Regions from separate parts of the Homo sapiens genome. Here region 2 is linked to region 1. A link is an interaction called in ENCODE POLR2A ChIA-PET data of the cell type or tissue named here. Cell type or tissue: PC-9. All regions are shown on one strand. Each heading gives the region's core, and the rest is flanking DNA. Links, peaks and the distances in the headings are about the cores only.

Region 1 (7,477 bases), core at 3,100-5,599:
TCAAGTAGTAAAGTTCATATTAACCTTAAACATTTACTAAGATACTGTTTTCAAGTAACTCAGGCAATGTATGCAGAGGGTGTCATAGTTTCTGTAAGTATATAAGTTTTGGATCAAGATCACATTAATGCCAGGGCCCCACTACAGATCTTCTGAATCAGAGATTCTGAATCTGAGGTGAAGACTCATAGCTCCTTAAAATTCCATGGAGAAAATATATATATACCTACTATTTTCCCACGAAAATAAAAAATTTAAAGACAATTTCCTGGAGATTCTAATTCACATTTGGGTCTGAGAATTCTTGTGTAGGGCATACTCTCCATTGTTAAAGGATACTAAAAAGTTACATCCTATATCTCAGATACCCAAAGGACATTTATTAAGTCTTATATACACCTCTCACAACCTATAAGCTTGCAAAGCAAAAAGGCCTTCTAATACCCCAAATTGGTTTATATTTTCTTGATAGTTTTAACCCTATAGATTAATATTCTCTTACCTTTTTCCCCAAGGCTTCTAAAAGTAGATGATACTATCTGTCTTTATGTGATAGTTGCTTGTTTGTTAACTTCTTTATGACATGTGCCTTCAAGTGATGTTCTAAAACTAAACTTTTGAAAGTTGTTATTCCCCTTGTAAAAGGGTCTGCCCTTTTCCCTCTCCTGTGTTTTTCTCCTTAACCATTTCGTAGTGCCCACAGGTAGCGTGGTATATATTGGTCAAGAATGTAGGATGCAAAGGGGGGTTGCCTAGATTTAAAACCCAGCTCTGCCATTGGCTGGTTGTATGATGCTAGCAAGTTATCTGCCTTCTCATATTTATTTCATGGGATAGTAATAGTACTTATGTCATGATTATTGAGAGAAGTAAATGAGCTAATATATGTAAAGCACTGTACCTGGCACATAGCCATTAAAATTACCACCTGCTTCTACTCGCCTCTCCCCTGTTGGCTTTATTCTCCTCTGTTGGCTTACATGATACTGTACTGCCATGGCTTTCTGTGATCTCTTGAACCATTCCTTCTTTGCTGGTTTCCTTTCTTCTCACTAACTATAAATAGTATTTCTCTCTGGTTTTGGTGTCAACATTCTTCTCTATATGTAATAAGGATTATAGGCCTGTCAGGTAGACTGGGGTTTGAATTCTACCCCTGCCACATATTAGCTGTATGACCTTGGAATTTTAAATTTCCTCAATCCTTTCCAAACTTAGATTTCTAATCTGTAAAATAGGGGTAATTCCTTTATAGCAGGATTGTTGGGAGGATTAGAGATAATATAAAGTGCCCAGTATAGGGTCTGAAACACTGTAGTTGCTGAGTAATGGGATCTGCTGCTCCTGCTGTCTTTTCTAGCTTATTGATCTCATCCACTTCTGTATCTTCAGATACCGTCACTGAACTGTTGATGCCTAACTCTATTTCTCTAGTTAGATTTCCTTCTTGCACTGTTAAGGTGTATTTCAAACTGCCATTAAATGTTTTCTGTATGTCTTATTGGCATTTTAGAGTTTTCACACTTAATATCAGACTAATCCTACCCTATTATCTTCCTTCTGAAACCTGCTGTTTATCATGTGTTCCATATTTTTACTCATGTTCTTGATCTCCTTTTAGGCATGGTACCTTAGCATTGAATTGATTCATTCATTGTCTTTGAGTCTGTTTCTGGTTCCTCTCTGCGTTCTCACACCAAGGCTCAAATATCCATCTTTTGCTTCAGTTCTCACTACTATAGTTAAACCCTCACTTTATCGTGTGTGTATTTTTTCCCCCAGTAGCCGTGAATGTCATCTCCCTACCTCCATTATTCTTTGTTTTCCCCAATCTGTTCTTTACATTCATCTTTCTCTCTTATCAGATCCATCTTCCCAGAGTGGATATTAGGAGATTCTTTACCCCAAAGAGTCAAATAGTAGATAGTTTGGGCTTTGTGAGCCTTGCCGTCCTTGTTGCAACTGTTTAACTCTGCTGTTGTAACAGGAAAGCAGCCATAGAAATACGTGACCACGTAAGTGTGACTGTGTTCCAATAAAACTTTATTTACAAAAATGGGTGGTGGTCTGGGCATGGTGGTATGCACCTATAGTCCCAGCTACTTGGGAGGCTGAGGCAGAAGAATTGCTTTATCCCAGGAGTTCAAAGCCAGCCTGGACAACATAATGTGACCCCCATCTCTTTAAAAAAAAGAAAAAGATGTTGGACTAGACTTGGCCCACAGGCCATAGTTTGCTGACCCTTCCCTTCCTACCTTTCTTTCTTTCTTTCCTTTTAAATTACCATTCCTTCTAGTATTTCTTGAACTAATTATCTTTTTGAGATATTGACTGCAAGGTAGAATGAACTTTTAGCTCCCTATTTTCCTACTGTCATCTAAAATATTTCGGTTTTAAGTGTTTTGGTTCTCATCATTTGGAGAAGTACAAATTATGCAATTACAAAGATTCCAGAAATAATTCTCATAGCATTTGCCCTGAATAGTAGTTCCTGACTCTTTCTTAGATGCTACTAGGTGCATGTGTTATCAATACAGTCCTATATACTGTGGTTCTTTGGGGAGGTAGCTTTAGGTCTGATGGGCTTATCAGTTTCTTCAGAACCTGCTTTGACCTCTGTGTAGTAGTATTCCATTTCATCTGTCTTATCTCAGCCTTTCAGATTTCACTGACTGATGAAGGAACATTTCTATTTGGCCCCTGTATATTTCTCCTTAGGGTTTAGGTGCATTCTGTATCAGCTTTGTGGACACTTTCCTTATGTGCCCTTGGAGATCTTCTTGCAACATTCTAATTTATTAAGTTAAATATTTTTGAATACCTTCTGTAGAACTGTGCTGAAGACATAAAGACAAAACACAGTTCTAGCCTTAACAATCCTCATGTTTTGATGCAGGGGTCAGGTGACTCCCAAAGGGCCAGATCATAAATATTTTAGGCTGTGGGCTACATGGTCTCTGTTGCAACTACTCAACTCTGCTATTGTAATTTGAAAGTAGCCATAGACAGTAGATTGAGCTTGACTGTGTTCCAGTAAAATTTTATTTACAAAAATCAGTGGTAGGCCATATTTGGCCTGCAGGCTATAGTTTGTCAATCCCTGGTCTAGTGGCATTGTGCCAAGGGATATTTGAAGCCACAGGTAACCAGTGTGTCTTCCTTGAACGTAATTTTACTCAGTTATTGTGGAGAAAAAGTTAAGTAGTTTGATTTATATTGATTTAAAACATTCTTTTAATAACATAAGTGGCCACCCAAGGAATAGAATATAAAATCAAGATGACTATTTAAAATGAAACAGCCTTGCAAGAAATGTCTTGTTTGTAGCGAACCTCTTAGATCTGTAACTACAAACTCTTCTGCCATTTGTTGGATAAGCTTGAGAAGCACTGCTAGGCATTGGGAGCTATGGAAGGATTTAGAGGAGGGCAGTGACATCAGATTTTAATTTTAGAAAACTAACTTGAATGGAGTGTGGAGAATAGTTTGGAGAAGGGCATGGCAATTCTGGAGGGAGGGAGATAGATAAGAAGACTGTTAACAGGAATTGAAGCAAAAGATAAGAGCTTCTTTTAAGATGTAGGTATTGGAGGTAGAGAGAGTTATACAGATTAGAGACATAGCAAGAAGGTTTGATTTGATTGATTGTGTAGGGCAAGGGAAATGGAGAAGGATGAGTCAAGGATGATAGTTCTAAGTTTCCGTAGGGAGACTGGTTGAACAAGGATGCCACTCAGTAAAGGAAATAATACATGAAGAAGAGTAATGTGAAGGCCAGGGAAGACAGACAAATAAATTGCTTTGGAACTGTTAAGTTTGCTTTGCTTGTGGACATCCAGATGGAAATTGGTTTTATATGACTTAAGGCTCTGGAGAGCAACCTCGACTTACTGGGGTGGGCATGAGATTGAATGTAATTCTCCAGAGGAAAAGTTGTCTATAGCAAGGGTATTTGCTCATGACAGAAGCCAATGAGGGGCCGGGCTCGGTGGCTCACACCTGTAATCCCAGCACTTTGGGAGGCTGAGGGAGGTGGATCTCAAGGCCAAAAGATCGAGACCATCCTGGCCAACATGGTGAAACCCCGTCTCTACTAAAAGTACAAAAATTAGCTGGGCTTGGTGGCGCGTGCCTGTGGTCCCAGCTGCTTGGGAGGCTGAGGCAGGAGAATCGCTTGAACCTAGGAGGCAGAGGTTGCAGTGAGCCGAGATCCTGCCACTGCATTCCAGCCTGGCAACAGAGCGAGACTCCCCAATCTCAAAAAAGAAAAAAAAAAAAAGAAGCCAGTGAGGAAAAAACAAAAACTGCCTGGGTCAGTAGAGGAAGGGGGTGGGGATGTGTATTGAAAGAAAAGGAAGAAAACCAGAAGACGGGGGTGTTTTAGAGACCAAGAAATAATAGAGGTTCAAGAAGATGAATAGTACCAAACACTATAGAGAGGGTTAATTAGGATTGGAACTAAAAGACATTTATTGCCTTTTTTTTTTTTCTTTTTAAAGGAGTGGGGTAATTTGGGACTTTTCCTGGGGTAATTTCACTGGAGTTGTGGGAGCAAAGTCAGAAAGCGGTGCGTTGGGTGTGAGTGGTATGTGAGAAAACGTAAGCAGGGACCTTAGACCAGCACTTCTGGTCTACATTAATGTGTCTATGAGTCACTGGGAGATCACTTGGAGATCTTGTTAAAGTGGAGATTCTGAATCAGTAGGTCTGGCATGGATGCCCAGATTCTACATTTCCAACAACCTCCCAAGCAATGGGGATGCTGCCGTTCTGACAGCCACCTGAACTCAGTATCCCAAATTGTTCATCGATGTATCCCAGAGCACTGTAGCTAACTTGCAAGGGTGCCATGGAATATTTTTAAATTTCAAGGGAAATACACTGGCGTCATTAGATTGCTGTATTAGATCACTGCATTCCTTTCAGTGATGTCATACCTTTGGGAAGCTGGATTTTCAGTGCTTGCTCTGATAAAAAGCAAGTACTGCCTGAAAATCAGTGTGGAACAGGAAATGAGGCTGTCAGTGTTCAATCTGAGTCCAGAGTTTGAAAAGTATGCAGTGCCCAACAGGCATCCAGTTTTTAGAACTTAAAATACTTACTAAGTGGTTTGGCTCTTACTGCTTAACGGAGGCAACTACAGTTGTTAGATACTTCTTTTGGCCGAGGTTTACCCTGCAAGATCACTGAGACACTAAAGATTCTTTGAGCCAAGAAAGTTTGGAACCGTTGACATAGGACTTCTTCATAGAAACTTGTCTGTGGAGCCAAAGAGAGCCTAGATGATTGGGCGGTAGCTAAAAGAGGAACAAAGGAGCATTTATTTTAAAATAAAAGAGACAGATATGTTGTATGTTGGGGGAGGGAGCAGCTGATAAAGAAGCAACAAATGTTGACTTAGAGTAAAAGATCTCTGAGGAGGTGAGAAAGGATGGAATCTGTTTTCTCTAAATATTGCTCCCAAACCAACACTGGTTTGTTGGAAGACATGAAGAACGTTATTCCCCACTCCAGACCTCCTGAATCAGAATATGCATTTTAACACTATCCCTAGGTGATTTGTATGCATATTAAAATTTCAGAGGCACTATAGGAGGCAGGATTGGCCTTATATAGGAGAAAGAATGTCTCTTCCTTTTATTTATTCCATCACTATATTGTGTACTTTCCCGCATCCTAGCCATTCTGATTGAGGGAAATGAGATGACAAGGGTTATTTATTTAGATAAATTTAGAAATCTGGGGGTGAAAAGTTGAGGAAGTTTTTGCTTGTTTGCCTTAATTATCTCAGGTAAGTACATAGAAAATATCTCCATCTAGTGAATAAGAAAATTGGGACTGGCCAGGCGTGGTGGCTTATGCATGTAATCCCAGCACTTGGGGAGGCTGAGGCAGGTGGATTATGAGGTCAGGAAATCGAGACCATCCTGGCTAACACGGTGAAACCCCGTCTCTACTAAAAATACAAAAAAAAAAAAAAAAATTAGTCGGGCGTGGTGGCGGGCGCCTGTAGTCCCAGCTACTCGGGAGGCTGAGGCAGGAGAATGGCGTGAACCTGGGAGGTGGAGCTTGCAGTGAGCCGAGATTGCGCCACTGCACTCCAACCTGGGCAACAGAGCGAGACTCCGTCTCAAAAAAAAAAAAAAGGAAAATTGGGACTAAAATAATGGCTGAGAGAGGTGAGCAATGGAGATTTGAAATAACCATTTTGAGGAACATCAACAAACCTGACCAGAAATACAGAAATTGCCAAGGAGTTCTGAAGGTCCAGGTGAGGTCAGAGACAACTTTTAGTGGTGTCAATCTGCATAATTATAACTTTTTCCAGTGGTGCTAGTAGCTTGGGTGTGGGAACTGCAATAAATTGGATTAGTCTACGTTTGTTGATTTGCAGCTTGAGGTTAATGAAAAAATAAGCTAGCAAAAATCTATCCTGAATATGAAAAGAAATGAAGCCACAAGGAGGATGAGATGAGAAAAAGGAGTAGAAGGATTGGAGTTCTCCTTGCAAGCCAATGAAAAGGCTACATATCCTGAAGTTGGAAGAATCCTGCCCTTGTTTTTATCCACAGGGAGAGGAAAATTCTTTCCTGTCAGGCTGCAGATATTTAACAGGGCTTTGTGACTGATTAGATAACAGGAAAGAAGTTTCAGTCTAGGATGACTCCTACTGTTCTGATATTAAAACCTACTGGGAACATAGTTAATAATTGATGATAAATTGGCCTCCAGTGAGCATTTTTTTTTCTGAAAGGGAAAGGCAGAGGGTGTGATGAGGAAGCATGGAGGCAGGATGAGATTTGGAAATGTTGAATTTGAGGTTGGATAGGAGAGTATGTAGGTAAAGATGGCTGTTTATACCACTGGAAACAGGGACATGGAATATAAGAGGTCAGATACAAAGATCAGCTTGGGATTCAGTGATATAATAATAGCCTCTATTGATTGTTCATTGTTATGAAGAAGACTGAGCAGTTTATATTGTCATTTATCCTCTCATCAACCCTTTGAGGCAGGTATTAAGCCATTTTACAGATGAAGAAGTAGGATTAGACACATGCCCAGGGCCACGCAGCTAGTAATTGTTAGAAACAAGATTAGGAACTAGATCTCTCCGATTCCAAATCCATGCCCTTCTAAGCTCTACTATATTTTAGGTCACCAGCTTCTGGCTCTTGATTGATACCTGACGTGTTATAGAGCTTCTCAGATGCAAATAACCGAAACAAAACAAAAATCTTTCAAATGAGCTTAAGCAAACCAGAACAAAATGTATTGGTCCTTACCTATGGGTCTGCTGATTGACTGGCAGAGTTGGAACCAAGGGCTCAAACAATATTATCAAAACTTGATCTCTCAGCTTTTCTTTTCTATATTAGTTATTCTCTTGTAAGCTCCCTGATATGACAACAAGATGGCCCTAATAGTTTCAGCATTACATCATGGAGATACATACAGAAAGAGAGCTGCTCTTTAC
Region 2 (7,477 bases), core at 2,440-4,939, 630 kb before region 1:
GCTAAAATTTGGAAAGTTGAACTAAACAAGGGTCCTACGGAGCTGTGGTATTTGTGCACAAACCTGGATGTATTTAGAGCATGCCCTCAAGCACCACCAAAACTAAACAATTGGGCACCATGCACTCCAAATAACCAGAGAAACAGAATTCCATAAGGGCTTCCCAGACATGGATGTAAATACAACCACAAATAGAATCAGAGTGTCTCTACCTCGTCTATGACTGAGGGCCAGGCAGAACTGCCCTGAGGGCTTTGAAATATGCCAAAAATGTACATATCACAGGTGTACTTCTTTTCCTTTGAAAGTGTGTTGTAGAAATTGAAGGAGGAAGAAAATGAGAAAATTCCTGCTTAAAAATCCACCTTAATTTGGAAGGCTTTTGGTTACAATATTTTGAGCGTGGAGGAGACCTTGCACACAGTCAAAATGTTTTTCAAAACATACTGCTAATTAGGACCCCAGATGACTGTGAAAATGCACTAGAGACTCACACTAATGCTCCTGGAAGTCCCGACTTGACTGGCCGTGAAGTCACACCTCCTGTCCCCTTCTCAGGCACTAGGCGTGAGCCACCTCTCCACCACCAGCTCTCCCAATTAATGGTGCAGACTGTTTTCAGACACTCGCTGCCACAGTAGCTGATGGGTTTGTGTTGTTCTTTGGTCATGCTACATGTAATTTGGTGAGCCTGTCAGGACGATGAAGAGGCAAAGGCTCTTTCCTCTCCCTCCTTGGATTGGTCAATCAGTGTCTTCTTAATAAAAGTAGGAGACACCCATGAGGCTGCCCATAACTCGGATATTAAATCAGGAGGCCACAAGGACCTATTTGGAAACTCAGTCCCACTGCCCACCCCTAACCTCTGTTGATGCCACACTAATAGCCCTTATGTACACACATGGTTTATGCAAAAACTGAGTGTTTTCCACACAAAGAATAAACATCCATGGTAGCATCTGTGGCTTGAATCTTTCAGACGTGGACGTCCAATGTGGGCTTACATTAATCACATTCCAATGTGGACTTAGATTAATTGGGTACCTCACATGCACAGTAGGCTCTGGCAGCATGCTTAATGGAATCAAACAAAACACTGCACTCACTGTGCAATCCTTCTGTATTGTTGACAACAAGCTGTTTCTTTCAGCCACACTCAGCATTGTATCTTTGATCAAACATGGAAATACAAACCAGTCAGAGTTTGGCTGGAGGATTCTGGCAGCCTCTCTGAATCTCTAGATAAGCTCTAATTTGAAACAACGGCTTTGGTTTGTGTAGGGGAGCCTCCGTAGAGCCTTGTAAACATGTCTTTCTATCTTAGGGCATAATGTTCCACTCAAATTTAAGTGCTGCTTTGTATGAATTCAAAGACACCTTCTGTGTATTTATTCTCAATCAGTGACAGAAGACTGGGATTCGAAGAAAAGTCTGGGTTGAAATCCATATCGTGGTGTAGATTTTATTGGAGGGAGGGAGAGAGCTGACTTCAGTACCTAAACCAGTGCTTCTCCGCTTATCACAACAGAGATCAGTGAAATTCTCAAAAAACATAACATCAGTGAAATACTTTTATTATAGCTTAAAAATTTAAAGTAATTGTGTGTTCCATGGAACAGACCTGTCCATTTACTTATAGGCAATGGCTGCTTTCTGATGGGCCTAATAGGACCATGGGGCTTGTGGCTGAAAAGTTCTGCTACTCATCAGAAATGACCTTGTGTCAGCCAAGTTGTTCCCAAGCCTTGTTTTTTTCGACTGTCAAGTAGGGATAATAATCCCTATCCATTTATAGAAGTTTTATTATAATTAAATGACTTTTCATCTAAGCCACTGTGGAGTTACTGATTGATTCCTTCAAGCATTTATTACAAAATAGTTGAATCAATCTACCTTGAAACTTTTTGTGTATAAATGGGATGTTCTTGGAGCTTGTGACTAATATACTAAGAACTGTGAGACAAATGGACTTGGATAACACTTTTCTACCTAAAATCATGCACTTACCCATGGCTATATTAAATGTACATTATGAATATAGCCTTATTTAACCCCCATAAAAACCTTAGAGGTGTATGTTATCCTGACATTACAGATGGGAACCCTAATGCTTAAAGAGGCATTATCACTTGTCCATGATCCCGCTGCTATTAAATCTGGCTTGGATCAGCTGTGGAAAAACTAAAAGGATCTTGTTTAAATACTGCTTAACCCCTTGTTTTTCAGGGGTCTTTACTAGAGCTGCCTCCCCAGCTCTAGTAAAAATAAGATCCAATTCCCCAGAATCAAACTAACCTTTTAGAAAATTTCACAATAAGAGACCAGTACAGAACCCTGACTGCAGCCCTCAGAACTGCTACCTGAAGACAGAGGTACAACCCACTTAGGAACTGCCCATCTGCTGAGCTGGGGAACGGGAACCCCTTCATATCCATTGACTCTCTGCAGCGGACTCCTCCTCTGTGCCCCATCACCTGCCCATTTGCTGGAAGCCATACCCCCTTACACGTGCTCAAAGATTTGTGATCCCATGAACATGGAATAAATAAAAACGCCATCCTTATTCTATGTTTGTATGCTTCTTTGGGAAACTTTCTGATAATAGCTTAAATACAAGATTTTTAAGAGGCAGGAAATTATGAAGAACAGAATATCTGCTTTTCAAAATCTACCTAAAGCAATGTGAAAATCATTGCAGATTAAGTTGAAGAAATTTTCTGCCCAGCTTAATAAACAAGGTCAAAAATGTAAAGTTATAACAAGGAAGGAAGTGTAGCATTGGCTCTATCATTAAATCACAGATCTGAGTATTTATGACTAAGATTAATCCTTGGCCATTCAAAGCTACTTATACACACACACACACACACACACACACACACACACACAGCCCATAAAGTATGGTAAAAACTGGAATTCTAAAAAGTAAGACAGCAATGACAAGCAAAGACCAAAATAGCTAAATTTGCCACAAACGCATCTAATAAAAGACATTCTACTGAATAGAAAGATGAATGAATAGGGAAGTGTTTTTAGCTAGAGAAGTGTCAACTTGTGATTAAATAACTGAAAGGATATAGGGCTGCATATCCCTTCATCCACTGGGTACCCACCCATTTGCTCTCAGCAGAACTAACCAGTGACAAACTGCGTCCACAGATCAACACAGAATGGAGTGCTTCATACGGATGCATACCTAAGCCAGTATGTTCTCAGGCCATCTTGCTCACTAGCAGCTAGTTTTGATGAAGGTGTTTGTAGGTGTGACACCAAGGATATTAAGTCTGGTGCAAGAAATTCTATCACCGGGAAGCAGAAAGGACTAAATTGAGTTCAACCATGTGTATATGGTTAGAAGTTGAAAGGAAATAATCTAAAGTCCTGTTTGCTTTGTTACTGTACTGCCCATTACTAGGTAGAGTTGCTAGATAAAGAAATTCAGAGGTGGATTTAGGACGCTTGGTATTGAAAAAGCTCGTAGGAAAACGAGCCAGTCAACTGTTTTCCTTCACCAGGGCCACACAGAGCTGGATTTACACTCACTTGAAACTGCATTTTCTTTGGCTTCCTCGTGTGCATGTCTGAACTTAATTGTTAGTGGTTGGATTTAGCAATTAAAAATACTGAATTGCGGCCGGATGCGGTGGCCCAAGCCTGTAATCCCAGCACTTTGGGAGGCCAAGGCGGGCGGATCACTTGAGGTCAGGAGTTCTAGACCAGCCTGGCAAACATGGCAAAACCCTCTCTCTACTAAAAATACAAAAAAATTAGCTGGGCGTGCTGGCGGGCACCTGTAATCCCAGCTACTCAGGAGGCTGAGGCAGGAGAACCGTTTGAACCCAGGAGGTGGAGGCTGCAGTGAGCTGAGATCACACCATTGCACTCCAGCCAAGGCATCAAAAAAAAAAAAAAAAAAAAAAGAAAAAAGAAAAAAAATACTGAATTGCTTACTGAAAACTAGAGCGAAAACATTTCATACCTGATAATCTCAGAGATCTGAGGTGCTCTGTGCTATAAATAACGGCAGCATCTATTTGTTGCCATCTTCTGAGGCATGAAAAACTACCCTTTAAAGACTCTCTTTTATAAAATAACTTTGCCTTGCTTCATCTGCAAGATGAAAAGGATATGAATGAGATCTTCATCATGACTGTGGATTGCTGTGTGAAGTTGATCTTCCAAGTACAATAGCTTCTTGCCTATGTCTTCACACTTTTCTCCAAGTTCTGCAGAAAGGATGTAAGATTCCTGGCGAGAGGGGGAAAACAAGATCACTTGTTAGTGCCGTGGACACAGACAGAACACAAAGGGAAGCTTCCTGGAAAGAGCTCTCCCAGTTTCTGCACCTCAGTCAGAATTGTGCTAGGGCCTGTGTCTCCCCTGGGTATCAAACTTGAGAAGTTGTGAACTGATTTCAAGTTATGACCAAAGAATGAGCTTTGTCTATGCAGTTCCACAGGCCACCTCCCTTGTCTGGTCATTTCAAAGTGCTGCTTCCAGTATGTCAAGTCCCGAAGTGGATTTATCAAACAGAAACCCTGAATCTTCCAGCTGTATCAATGGGCAAATTCAAAATTTAATAGGGATTCTAAAAAAAGTGGGGAGAGGGGTCACAGGAGCAACTGGGCTAACCTGTAAGGACAAAGGGAATATTCCTTTAAGGACACAGGAATTGACTAGGGCACTGAACATTTGTTTACACACTGACCACAGTCCCTGAATGCTAGAATTTAAGTGCCATGAGGTGTATACTGCATATAGAGCCGCCGCTACCACCACCATACATGGGAGCTTAAGCCGCATAAGAGCAGGATGATGCAGCACTTTGGGAGGCCGAAGCGGGCGGATCACGAGGTCAGGAGATCAAGACCATCCTGGCTAACACGGTGAAACCCTGTCTTTACTAAGAATACAAAAAATTAGCCGGGCGTAGTGGCGGGCGCCTGTAGTCCCAGCTACTTGGGAGGCTGAGGCAGGAGAATGGCGTGAACCCAGGAGGCGGAGCTTGCAGTGAGCCGAGATTGCACCACTGCACTCCAGCCTGGGCGACAGAGCGAGACTCCGTCTCAAAAAAAAAAAAAAAAAGAGCAGGATGATGATGTCTTTTTGCTGCTATCCCTAGAGCCCCTGGCATAGTATCTGGCACATGACAGGCACGTAGTATTGATCGATTTGATGAATGAACAATTAAGTCTTAGAGCTCCTTCCTTCTCTCACTTTTTCCCTTCAAACTTATTTCTATGAGCCAGAAAAGGGCCTTCTTTATGTCACTTTCCTGCACGAAACCACCACAGAGCAGAGTCTAAACTCTGTCTTCATAGGACCTCGCACAAAGCCCATGGTTCAGCTGTATCCCCTCAACTCTCCTAAAGGCAAGCTAAGCTTTGCCAATAGGACTAACCCCGTTGCCCTCTCTCATGCTGTTCTTTTTGCCCATGCATTCTTCCCCACTCTTCTCTGAAACCCAGCCTTTCCTTCAAAGGCCCCAAATAATAATTTCACCTTGTAGTGCAACCATTCTGATAAGTTCTGTGTCCACTCAAGTGAGGTAAGGGCCATGGGTTAGTCATTCATCCCAGGGCCCAAAGTTGAATGCTGGGCATGTAGAAGGCCACAGACTTGTAAAGGAAAACAATAAACAAGGTTAAGAAAATGAGAACAGAAGATAGAGATTCTTAGAATAAAGCAGGGGGAGAAGCAAGAAATGAGCTCAGAATTAAAACTTAAATGTAAAGATAATATTTCCTTAACTAAGAGTGAAAAGCTTAGAAGATACACTAAAAAATTTTTGCAGACCAGACGCAGTGGCTCGCAGCTGTAATCCCAGCACTTTGGGAGGCTGAGGCGGGTGGATCATGAGGTCAGGAGTTCAAGACCAGCCTGGCCAACATGGTTAAACCCCCTCTCTAAAAAAATACAAAAATTAGCTGGGCGTGGTGGTGGGCGCCTGTAATCCCAGCCACTCAGGAGGCTGAGGCAGAAGAATCGCTTGAACCCGGGAGGCGGAGATTGCAGTGATCTGAGATCATGCCACTGCACTCCAGCCTGGACAACAGAGCAAGACGCTGTCTCAAAAAAAAAAAAATTGCATAAGGGAAACTATTAAGATACGTATTCATCTTAAACTACAAGTTTACTACAAAAGATACAATGAATACCCAACAATAACAACAAAATGCCCAGGTGCGGTAATAGTCACTGTTAAAAAGTCTGGAGATTATGCATTATATAATATTATAATCAGATTCCACAAATAACAATTAAATCCAAGTATATAATTTGATTTTTGCTATATTAGCTTTAAAATTTACATGCCAATGGCCAACTACCTTAGAATAAAATAGTGCTAATGGGAACTGCAAATAACTTGTAAATATTGGAGAAGTCTAGTATACTGAAGAATGAGCTACAAGCTACAGAATGACTATACGCATTTACTGCAAGTAAGTGTATATAGAAAAGAAATCTAGTGGCAATAACATACAATTGTGGGGACATATGGACACAATTAAAGGAACTTTAGTGTGAAGCACCCTTGAAGGTTTACTCAAAATTGACCATAACAGTGGTGAGAAGACAGCAAATACATAAAAATCACAGATAAATATATATATATATACACACATACACATATATACATATATATGTGTGTGTATATATATATATATTTTTACTGACCCTAAAATAATCAAAGATATGAAATTGAGGGTAGGAGATTACACAGAAGTGTAGACACTGGATAATGAGCAACACCGTCATCACACATGAAATAAATGAGACACTAAGAAAAAGAACATCTGGGAAAAAATGATTGACAGTCATGAAACCACAAATCATACAGGAAGGAGAAACATACAGTGTTAGCAGGAAAATATATATGACTGAAAACACACTTAAAGAGAGAAAAAGCATAGACTCAGAACAGAAAACCAAGGAATTTAAAACACCCTTAAACGAAATCAAATGACTCAATCTTCATCTTACGGCTACAACAAATATGAAATCAGAGCTAAATTAAACAAATTTAAAATACAGTTTTACATTTCTCCCCCAAACATATAATTCCTGCCTGTTTTCCTTTTTAAATTACGTGCAGATTGATAGTAATGGCATAAATTTTGGAAAGCAATTTCAGACCACATAACAAGCGCTTTAAATTGTTCATATCTTAAGACCCAATAATTTCCTTTCCTGGAATCTATCAAAAAGAAATAATTTGTTCATTTAAATTGAAATAACTTTTATTAAGCCCTTGTAATAAGCATGGAAGAATGCCTATCACATATATCAAATAGAAATAAAAGATTTTTCATGCAAAGATGATGGCATTAAAAGTATAGGAAAGAGGAAATAATTGTCAAACAATAAAGGGAATAGTTAAATAAGTTCTGGTACAGCAGATTTGTATTTAGCCATTAAAGTCATTTTTAATAAAAGAGCATTTAATGATGATGAAATAACTCAAATAGGCAAAGCA

Evidence for each region. ChIA-PET counts read pairs that join two places held together with the same protein. Peaks named below come from ENCODE experiments on the same cell type or tissue, not always from the same donor. Only the 100,000 strongest peaks of a DNase experiment are listed, where the experiment ranks them.
Region 2: POLR2A ChIA-PET joins it to region 1 with 16 read pairs; 2 of 35 experiments call an interaction of 5 or more read pairs at or near these places.

What each region holds. Positions count from the first base shown.
Region 1 is chr1:231,393,052-231,400,528 of GRCh38, reverse strand. The region is part of intron 1 of EGLN1 (egl-9 family hypoxia inducible factor 1); the gene reads left to right. Among named protein-coding and RNA genes, the nearest start is that of EGLN1, 25 kb to the left of the region's middle. RefSeq lists a silencer at 6,412-6,706. In PC-9, for the core only: no CTCF peak of the experiment used is centred there; DNase peaks (open chromatin) are centred at 4,638 and 4,938; H3K4me3 peaks cover 1,139 bases; H3K27ac peaks cover 2,500 bases.
Region 2 is chr1:232,023,206-232,030,682 of GRCh38, reverse strand. DISC1 (DISC1 scaffold protein) reads right to left here. Exons shown (of 13, transcript NM_018662.3): 12 at 4,131-4,248. It overlaps TSNAX-DISC1 (TSNAX-DISC1 readthrough (NMD candidate)), which reads right to left. Exons shown (of 16, transcript NR_028393.1): 15 at 4,131-4,248. It overlaps LOC124904549 (a long non-coding RNA gene), which reads right to left and starts at 4,117. Exons shown (of 2, transcript XR_007066941.1): 1 at 1-4,117. In PC-9, for the core only: no CTCF peak of the experiment used is centred there; no DNase peak of the experiment used is centred there.